Regions from separate parts of the Homo sapiens genome. Here region 2 is linked to region 1. Evidence: read pairs that join two places in POLR2A ChIA-PET (ENCODE). Cell type or tissue: OCI-LY7. All regions are shown on one strand.

Region 1 (5,000 bases):
CCACAGCTAAAGAAGTAAATTAACCTTCAGATTGAGAGGCCCTATAGAATAACCAAAACAGTGAGGGAAAAAAAAAAAAAAAAGGTTAGCACCGAAACACATCATACATCTTTAGGAGATATAAATTAAAAAGTTAAATCCAAAAAAATGATCCAAGAAGGTTTAGAGTAAAACACACACACACACACACACACACACACACACACCAACAAAGGAACAGGAATTCAGAAGTCATCAGACTTTTCCATCAGCAACACTGGAGGCCAAAAGCCATTGAAAGCCAAACATGGTGGTGTGCACCTCTAGTCCCAGCTACAGGTAGGACTGCAACCCATGGTGGGAGGACTGCTTGAGGCTAAGAGTTTGAGGCTGCAATGTGTTATGTTCACACCCCTGCACTCGAGCCTGGGCAACAGAGAGAGACCCCACCTTTAAAAATATTAAAAATGAAAAATAAAAGCCAATGGAGTAATGCTTTAAAAATGCCAAGGAAATACTGTTTTCTACCCAGAATTATATTCCAAGCCAAGTCATCAATGCAGAATGAAGGTAAAAGACTTTTCACTCTTTTAAAGTTAATTTTCCACATTTTTCTTTGGAGGAAGCTAAAGATGTATTCTAGAAAGATGAAGGAGAAAACAGAAGTAAGGAGAGTCAAGAAATAATTAGGCCATTCTACAGGAACAGAAAGGTAGAAACCTAGTGTGGCATCTGTGCTGCTGGCTTAGGCAGAGCTGTTAGTGTGTACACACAGGAATGCCCAGTTGGCTGTTTAAAAATGACTTCTGCCTTGATTGGTCAGTGATGATGTCACGCTAGTTGTTAAATAATTTTGCTCCAACATGAATTCAAGAGGGAAGAAAACAGGAAAAATGGTGACAATATACAACCAATTTTGTAATTGAGAAGATGAAGAACTTTAGACTATGATAAACATACATTCCATTGTCAATAACAAAACAAGGAGGAAAAGAAAAAACTGTACAAAAAAGTATAGAGATTAATATGAGGTAGATATGAGCCAAAAAATAATGTGACATTATTTTAAGCAATTTGAGGTCATTTTAAATAATCTACTTAATTTTGGTGCTGGAAATACTCTCTGAGTGACTGAAGGGTCAAGACCATAGTTCTATAGAGAAGGAAATGTAATCCTATTACTCATTTCATCCATGACCAACATCAATGTAGTCATAGTAACCCCAGTCTACTTGAATTTTAACTTTTAGAATCAACCTATGGATCAAACATGAAACCCTGGTTATGGTTATAGCACAAAATGTAACTATTAAGAATCCTAACAACATAAAAATAAGAATAACTGAGATGATCAGTGGAATGGGAGAAGGGAAAGTAGAAGAAAGTTTAGGGTCATTAAAATTCTCATGTTGAGAATTTAAGTGCTCACTGATGTTGATGGAACAAGACATCAAGAAAATCTTTTTTTTAAGTTACGAAAATAATCAACAGAAGACAAATTAATACAACAATCATCAAACAATGAAAAAAGGAGATAAACTGGTGAAAATAATGCTGCACCCATTATTAGATCCTCATATTTCATAGTGGGGAATCAGTACATATTGTCTAAAACTTCCTCATTGAAAGAGAGGTTATGGAGATAAATTCACCATAAGAACAAAAACAGAAAAGCCTAAAAGAGACTGCCTCTAGGCAGTGAAATTCAATGAATAAAAGACCTTCAATTCCTGGGTTTTCTTATCATAAGCACTTAGTCTGATTTTTAAAAAGTAATAAACACAAAATAAAAGCCTCTGTTTTGGATCTACTACATGCTTATGAATACTAAAGGAATAAAAGAATCATCTATTTCCCTGAAGTCTTTTCTATTTAATACGTGAGACAAGATCTTAAGGAAAAGACAACATGTAAGAGAGTACCTAGTAGAGTGTAGAGTATACTTATATAGGTGCTAAAGGAATGCAAATACTTAATGACAATACTTCATATTACTTTTGTAGTCTCTAAGAGATAATTGAGAGAATAGTTCTTTAGGAAATACTTCTTGGAAAAGAGTAGTCCTTCCCAATTCAAGGTATCTTCAAGGAAGTAATGGATTACTATGGGTGGGGAGGAAATGCAAAGGCCTTTTTCAACAAGATGAAGCCCATGAGAAAATATCCAGAGAGAAGTAGTGAGCTCATGGACAAATGCAGGGGCTGGGAACTAGAGTGGGATTGAGCAGGGAAACCAATCACGTGTTTTTAATAGCACTGCCTTCTATAAGTTATGCCATATATTATCTTGAATCATTTCTTTCTGGCATGAAAAATGTTATATGAAATAACGATTGGGTTTTATTTATTTATTAGAGTTAAGGTTGCTTCTAAGAAAGACTGGTTTATTTATAGGAATGCAAATTTTTAAAGCCTTTTGGAATTTAGAAAAGGCTTGTCATTTAAAACTCCTATAAATTAGATATGCTCTATTCTATACAACAGACTTACATGTTCTTTCTCACAAGATATGCAGCATCAACAATTTGTCAAATGTGATTCTTCTGAGGAAGCCATTCGAATTTAAACTGTAAGATCCAAAAAACTATGACCTTAGTAGAACATCTACTCATTAGAAACTTCCAAGCCAAAAAGATACCTTTGATTTTTCTTTGAAACATATTTGTGCCCACAGTTTCCTGTAGTGTTTTAATTTTGTTCACTTAAGTATTTTATTTTTCTCTATCATGTCAGAATTAGCTAACAATTGAAGCTTACCTAGGATTCTAAATAATTTCAAATGGTTTTAAGGTTTCCATGCACTTTCTATAGTTTCATTATTTAAAGAGAGCTTTTTGTATTTAAAATATGTTTAGATGCAAGACTGTAGAGGGAATAAAGGACATTCCCTACTGCCTCAAGGGTTTCAAGCCACTGTGGTCACCATGAAAATGTGGGCTCTGAAATCTAACTGCAAGGATTGTAACTGACCAAGGGCCCTGGCTTCTGGGCTCTGAAATCCATCTCTGAGTTTGACTAGGAAGTCCATACTGCTAAGGGTTGCTCCCAGCGAACAACTGAGTTCAGCAAGGATATTAACGCAGCCACTTCCTGAGAGATACAAAGCTCCCTCTGGTGGGCGATCTTTGGAAGATTCCCGATTGGCTGTTTGAAACATTCTTAAAACTGCACCACAGTGTAACACTTTTTCATATCTAACCTTCATTCCTTCCCTCTCTCCTTCACAAGGATTAAACCTGCATGGTGATCTGACAAATTTCCCAGCCTCCCCCAGCTTCCTCTTCTTTTTTCCTCACAGCAGTTCTCCCCAATAAATCTCTTTCATATCTAATCCTGTTACAGTAGCTGTTTCTTGGAGGACCTCTATTCACCATCAAAGATAAAATTTTAAGAATGACTGTTTATCCCATCTCTTCAATAAGACAAAAAAAAAAAAGAAGAAAATTTAAATGGCCTGGAAGGAGGCCAGGGAATACTAGGCATGAATATCATTGTTAATAATCTTATTGTACACATTAGTTTATTCATCGAACAATTAGTGACGACTTACTGTGTGTCAGGTAGAGTACTAGGTGCTTAAGATACAGAGATTGAATATGACCTCGTCTTTGACCCCTATAATTTCACTGACTGGCAAGGAAGGCAATACTCCTTGAATAAACTCTAGCAGAAGTAGATACCCAGTGTTATGGGAACTTGCTTGAAGACACAATGGATTCTTCCACATGAGAAAGGCTGAAGGTGAAGATTCAGTGATGTGAGCCTTGAAATTCGAGTAGGCATTCTCCATGTTAAGAATGCAGGAAGAAAAGCTTCCAATCAGAAGGTATGGCATAAGCAAAGGCAGGAGGGGAGGCAAGTATGTGGGATATGTGAGCAGTGGTGAACAGCAGGTATGGTCAGAGCTGACAGTGACTTTTGGGAGCATGGTAGACCTGAAAAGTGAGACAATGTTGCTATGAAGAGATAATGATTGACTGCTAATACTGAAGTCTAGTAAATAAATGTCTGCATGTACTATTTTCCTCCTCACACAAAAAAGACTGTAATCAACAAGTATTTAATAGAGTCTCCTTAGTAAGGAATCAGATTCAGAACAGAAGCTGTAAGGCAAAAAGGTCTGATCCCTACCTGTGATGTACATAGGAAGCATCAAATATATATACTCAAGATATCAAAGAATAAAACAAAACTAGATAAAATTGATTTATAGCATATTTTGTCCAGAACATATTCAGGAGGCTAACACATTTAAGTTTAGCACCTTCTGCATTCCAGCTCTGTACTAAGTGTTGTGGCATTCTCAGGAAAATAAGAGAGAAGCCCTTCTTCTCTTTTACTAGAGCCCATTGGTTTTGGGTGGAATGATGAAGGTGTGATGGTTAATTTTATATGTCACCTTGAATGGGATGCAGAGTGCAGAGACATTTGCTCAAACATTAATCTGAGTGTGTCTGTGAGGGTATTTTTGTAAGATTACCATTTGAATTGGTAAACTGAGTAAAGCAGATTTCTCTCCCTAATGTGGGTGGGCTCCATCCAGTTAGTGAATAGAACATAAAGGCTGACCCTTCCTTGAGTAAAGAACTCATCCTGTCTGGCTGCCTTTAAGCTGGGACATGGGTTTTTTTCCCTGCCTTTGGACTCTAATTGAAACATCATTGTTTCTTGGATCTTGAGCCTGCTGGTCTTTGGACTGGAACTACACCATCAGCTCTCCTGGTTCTCAGCTCTTTGGACTCAGACTGGAGCTACACATTGCCTCTCCTGGGTCTACAGCTTGCCAACTGCAGATCTTGGGACTTGTCAGCCTCTGTAATTGTATGAGCCAATTCCTCATAATAAATCTCTATATTTATTTATTTATTTTTATTTATTTATTTTTTTTGAGACGGAGTCTCGCTGTCACCTAGGCTGGAGTGCAGTGGTGCGATCTTGGCTCACTACAACCTCCACCTCCCGGATTCACGCCATTCTCCTGCCTCAGCCTCCCGAGTAGCTGAGGTTATAGGCATCTGCCAC
Region 2 (5,000 bases), 77 kb before region 1:
TTTTAATTGAGATCATGGCTCAATGAGGATCAGGTCAGCAGAAAATAATTTCTTTCAAATAGTACTCTCATATACTATAGGGCATAAGTTAGTCCTCTGTAACCTAGGGAAAGAATCCATGGACACAATTGTCAGGGCCAATTCTGACTGGGGTGGGGCCTAGCAGTGAATGCATTTAAAAATTATATTTGGTGATTTGTGTTGTCTGGTTAGGCACTGCTGATTAGGCCCAGATGGAGACAGACTTGTTAAAATTCTCCCCATCATCAGATTGGTCTTTTATTTTTGAGACAGAGTCTCACCTTGTTGCCCAGGCTGGAGTGCAGTGGCATGATCCCCACTTGCTGCAACCTCCACCTCCTGGGTTCAGGAGATCCTCATGCCTCAACCTCCCGAGTAGCTAGGATTACAGGTATGCGCCAACATGCCCGGCTAACTTTTATATATTTTTTAGAGACAGTGTTTTGCCATGTTGTCCAGGTTGGTCTCAAACTCCTGAACTCAAGTGATCTACCAGCCTTGGCCTCCCAAAGTGTTGGGATTACAGGCATGAGCCACCACCAGATTGGTCTTTAATTCCTATACCCAAAGGATACAATACGTTTCTTCTAATGACTTGACTCCCTTCAGAAAATAGCCAAATTCTTCCTTAAAAAAAAATCATTCTTATAAATTGGTTAATTCATTCAACAGGACTGGCTGGCATGGTGGCTCACACCTGTAATCCCAGCACTTTGGGAGGCCGAAGCAAGCAGATCACTTGAGGCCAGGAGTTCGACACCAGCCTGGCCAATGTGGAAAAACCCTGTCTCTACTAAGAATACAAAAATTAGCCAGGTGTGGTGGTGGGCGCCTGTAATTGCAGCTACTCGGGAGGCTGAGGCACAACAATCACTTGAACCTGGGAGGTGGAGGTTGCAGTCAGCTGAGATTGTGCCACTGCACTCCAGGCTGGGTGACAGAGCAAGACTCTGTCTCTAAATAAACAAATAAATAAATTTATTCATTCATTCAATAAATATTTTTGAGAATATACTTTCTACCAGGTATGTTCTAGGTCAATATCATTTTAATCTTAGCATCGGATTAAAATTTCTTAAAGAGCTTTTAAAATATGTCTATGTGAGGCCTTATGCCAGATGTGCATAATCACTGGATACAACCCTAAGTATAACCAGGATGGAGACACTTTCCAGGCACTGAGGTGACAAAGGTGAGAAGAACAGACTAAATCCCTTTCATAGTGAATACATTTTCATGAAGGTAAAACAGCCCAAAATATGAAGACTTTTGTTTCTGCCACGACGGTGGTCTGGAATACACAAAAATCTTTTTAGGACACAATAATTTATGAACACTTTTGAGACTGTGTAAAACAATGTAGAAAAATCCACTGAGGTCAGAAATAAACAATAAAACCAGAGCATTACTGAAGCCATGGATTACCGAATCTCTGTGGCCTAGAGTTTGAGGGTGGCGGTGGTTGGACTTGTATTGTGAAAAGACCTGATGCCATTGCATCAAAGATAACCCTAAATAAAGAAGGAAACCCAAGAAAGGTTAAGGCCTCATGAGAAAGGGCAAATTAGTGTGTGTCTGTTTATATATGCACATTTCATAGAGACATCCACACTTCCTGTAAATGTTGTTGAGACAATTGGCAAGGAAACTTATTTGTTTGGGCTTGGCTCTAAGTAGTGGTTAAAAATGAACAAATATCTCGGTTTCTGATTACTACACTATGTGCTCTGAAGTTTGAATATACTCTATTGGTATGTTCCTTAAGACTGCAATCTGTGAATTATAACTTTAAATAGATCCAGTCCCCATTACCCCTAAGTAACGTAAAGAAGAAAACATAAATTTGCTTTATTATTTAAAGAATTGGGAAAGATAAATTACCATCAATTATAAGCTAAGAATTAAAAAAACTCACAAAGCTAGCAGAAAACTACTGCCTTATGTGAGAATCAGTGGAAAAAGTAAAAAGAATGATGTCAATTAAAAAAAACAATAAAAAAGTTAAAAAAAAAAAGACTAGACCTGTAAAGACTTTGAAAAGTTGAACAATCAGATCAAAATAACCATGTTTGATAGCCTTAAGAAATAAAGAGAAAATTAAAAGCACAAGTGAGGAATCAGAGACTATCAAAAATGATCAGGAAGGTTTAAAAGAAAAAAAGAAAACTAACCAAACACAATTCTAGAAATAAAATATCTGTTCACTAAAATGAAAAATTCAATGATAAGAGTTTCATGTAGAGAGAAACTCAATATAAGACAGAAGTAGCATTGCTTATCAACAGGAAAGGGTGAATTATTTTTAGGATACTAACAGCTGGGCACACTGCTCCCTTGTCTTTTAAGGTATATAATGTCAAACCCATCACACTAAAGTTTGCTATCATAAAAAACTGAAGTGTTTATTACTCACTCAGGCAATAGGCATTCCCTGGATGAGAGACAGAGCACACCCACAAAAGGGCTCTCTGAGAGTGTCCAGTGGAAGCGGATGAGGAAGCGTGCAGGCCACAAGTGGGAATTTTCAGTGATGCTAGGGGTAGACTAAGTTTTGAAAGACTGTATTGGTGAGGACCAAAAGGGGATGGGAGAGGGTCCCTGTCATGCAACTTATTGAGCTTCAGCAGAAATGAATGCAAGTGGCATTTTGATGATCCCCATGTAGCTGAGCATAGGGTTTTACCCATGGATGCAGCTGAGCGCTACAGGTTTCCACCCATACTGACTGGTGTTTAATGGTTTAATTAATATCATAATACTTGGGGTGATTTAATTCTTTTTTTTTTTTTTTTTTTTTTTTGAGATGGAGTCTCAGTTTGTCGTCCAGGCTGGAGTGCAGTGGCACAATCGTGGCTCACTGCAGGCTCCACCTCCCGGGTTCAAGCGATTCTTCTGCCTCTGCCTCCTGAGTAGCTAGGACTACAGGTGCCTGCCACCACGCTCGGCTAATTTTTGTATTTTTAGTAGAGACAGGGTGTCACCATATTGGCCAGGCTGGTCTTGAACTCTTGACCTCATGATCTGCCCGCTTCAGCCTCCCAAAGTGCTGGGATTACAGGCATGAGCCACCATGCCTGGCCAATTTAATTCTATATCTCTACAACTATTCAATAAATGGTGCTGGAACAATCAGTTATCCAAGTAGAAAAAAATAAACTGGATCTCACTTCAGGGTCATTGACATGGTTTGGGTCTGTGTCTCCACCAAAATCTCATGTCAAATTGTAATCCCCAGTGTTGGAGGTGGTGCCTTGTGGGAGGTGATTGGATCATTGGGGTTGATTTCCCCTTGGTGTTGGTTTCATGATAGTGAGTGACTTCTCATAAGATCTGGTTGTTTAAAAGTGCATGGCACCTCTCTACCCATTGGTACTGCTCTTTCCATGTAAGACATCTGCTCTGTTTTGCCTTCTGCCATGAGTAAAAGCAACCTGAGGCCTCCCCAGAAGCAGATGCTACCATGCTTCCTGTACAGCCTGTGGAAACATAAGCCAGTTAAATCTCTTTTCTTTATGAAGTACCCAGTTTCAGGTATTTCTTTGTAGCAGTGCAAGAATAAACTAACACAAAAATTGGTATTCAGGAGTGGGGCATTGCCATAAAAATATCTGAAAATGTGGAAGCAGCTTTGGAATTGGGTAACTGGCAGAGGCTGGAGGAGTGTGGAGTGCTCAGAAGAAGACAGGAAGATGAGGGAAAGTTTGGAACTTCCAAACTTTCTAGATTTGCTAAGCTGTTGTGACAAAAATGTGAATAGTGATATGGACAATGAAGTCTAGGCTGAGGAGGTCTCGGATGGAAATTAGGAAGTCATTGGGAACAGGAGTAAAGGTCACCTTTGTTATGTGTTAGCAAAAATGTTGACTGCGTTGTGCCCTGCCCTAGGGATCTGTGGAACTTTGAACTTGAGAATGAAGATTTAGGGTATCTGGCAAAATAAATTTCTAAGCAGCAAAGCATTCAAAATTTGACATGGCTGTTTCTAACAGTTTTGGCTGATATGTGTGGGCAAAGAAATGGCTTGAAACTGGAACACATATTTGAAAGGGAAGCAGAGTGTAAAAGTATGGAAACTTTGCAGCCTGGCCATGTGGTAGAAAAGAAAAGCCCATTTTTAGGAGAGGATCAAGCAGGCTACAGAAATTTGCATAAGAAAAATGTTAATTTACTTATGCAAATGTTAATATCCAAGACAATGGGGGAACAGCCTTGAAGGCATTTCAGAGACTTTCATGGCAGGCCCCCTCATCTGAGGCCCAAAAACCTAGGAGGAAAAAATGGTTTCCTGGGCCAGGCCCAGTGCCCCACCACCTTGCACAGCCTTGGCCCACTGTTCCTCACATGCTGGCTGCTCCAGCTCCAGTTGTGGCTCAAAGGGGCCCACCTACAGCTAGGACCACTGCTCCAGAGGGTGCAAACCATAAGCCTTGGTGGTTTCCATGTGGTGTTAAGCCTGCAGGTGCACAGAACTTATTTAAAAATGCAGAGCAGGAACAGGCATATTACAAAGAGAGTGTGTAAGAACTCCTGACCTCGTGAGCTGCCCGCCTTTAAGCTGATCCACACCTTAAAGCTTATTTTGAAGCTTTAAGATTTAATGACTACTATGTTGGGTTTTGGACTTGCAGGGGGCCTGTAGCCCCTTTCTTTTGGCTGATTTCTCCCTTTTGGAAGGAGAATGTTTACCCAATTGTACCTTGGAGGTAACTAACTTGTTTTTGATTTTACAGACTCATAGGTGGAAGGGACTTGCCTTATCACAGAGGGGAAATGTGGGGCTGGAGCCTCCACTCAGAGTCCCCATTTGAGCATTGTCTAGTGGGTCTGTCAGAAGAGGGCCATTGTCTTCCAGAGACCATAATTGTAGATACACCAACAGCTTGCACCTGTCACCAGGAAAAGCCTAGATTTCAGAGGATATATGGAAAAGCCTGAATGTCCAGGCAGAAGCCTGCTGCAGAAGCAAAGCCCTCATGAAG

Evidence for each region. ChIA-PET counts read pairs that join two places held together with the same protein. Peaks named below come from ENCODE experiments on the same cell type or tissue, not always from the same donor. Only the 100,000 strongest peaks of a DNase experiment are listed, where the experiment ranks them.
Region 2: POLR2A ChIA-PET joins it to region 1 with 23 read pairs; 2 of 35 experiments call an interaction of 5 or more read pairs at or near these places.

Annotation. Positions count from the first base shown.
Region 1 is chr1:107,275,241-107,280,240 of GRCh38, reverse strand. All of the region lies in intron 2 of NTNG1 (netrin G1), which reads right to left. Among named protein-coding and RNA genes, the nearest start is that of NTNG1, 140 kb to the right of the region's middle. In OCI-LY7, CTCF peaks have their summits at 2,909 and 3,116 (motif pointing left); a DNase peak (open chromatin) is centred at 3,070.
Region 2 is chr1:107,352,290-107,357,289 of GRCh38, reverse strand. The region is part of intron 3 of NTNG1 (netrin G1); the gene reads right to left. Among named protein-coding and RNA genes, the nearest start is that of NTNG1, 210 kb to the right of the region's middle. In OCI-LY7, no CTCF peak of the experiment used is centred here; a DNase peak (open chromatin) is centred at 2,379; H3K4me3 peaks cover 674 bases; H3K27ac peaks cover 2,187 bases.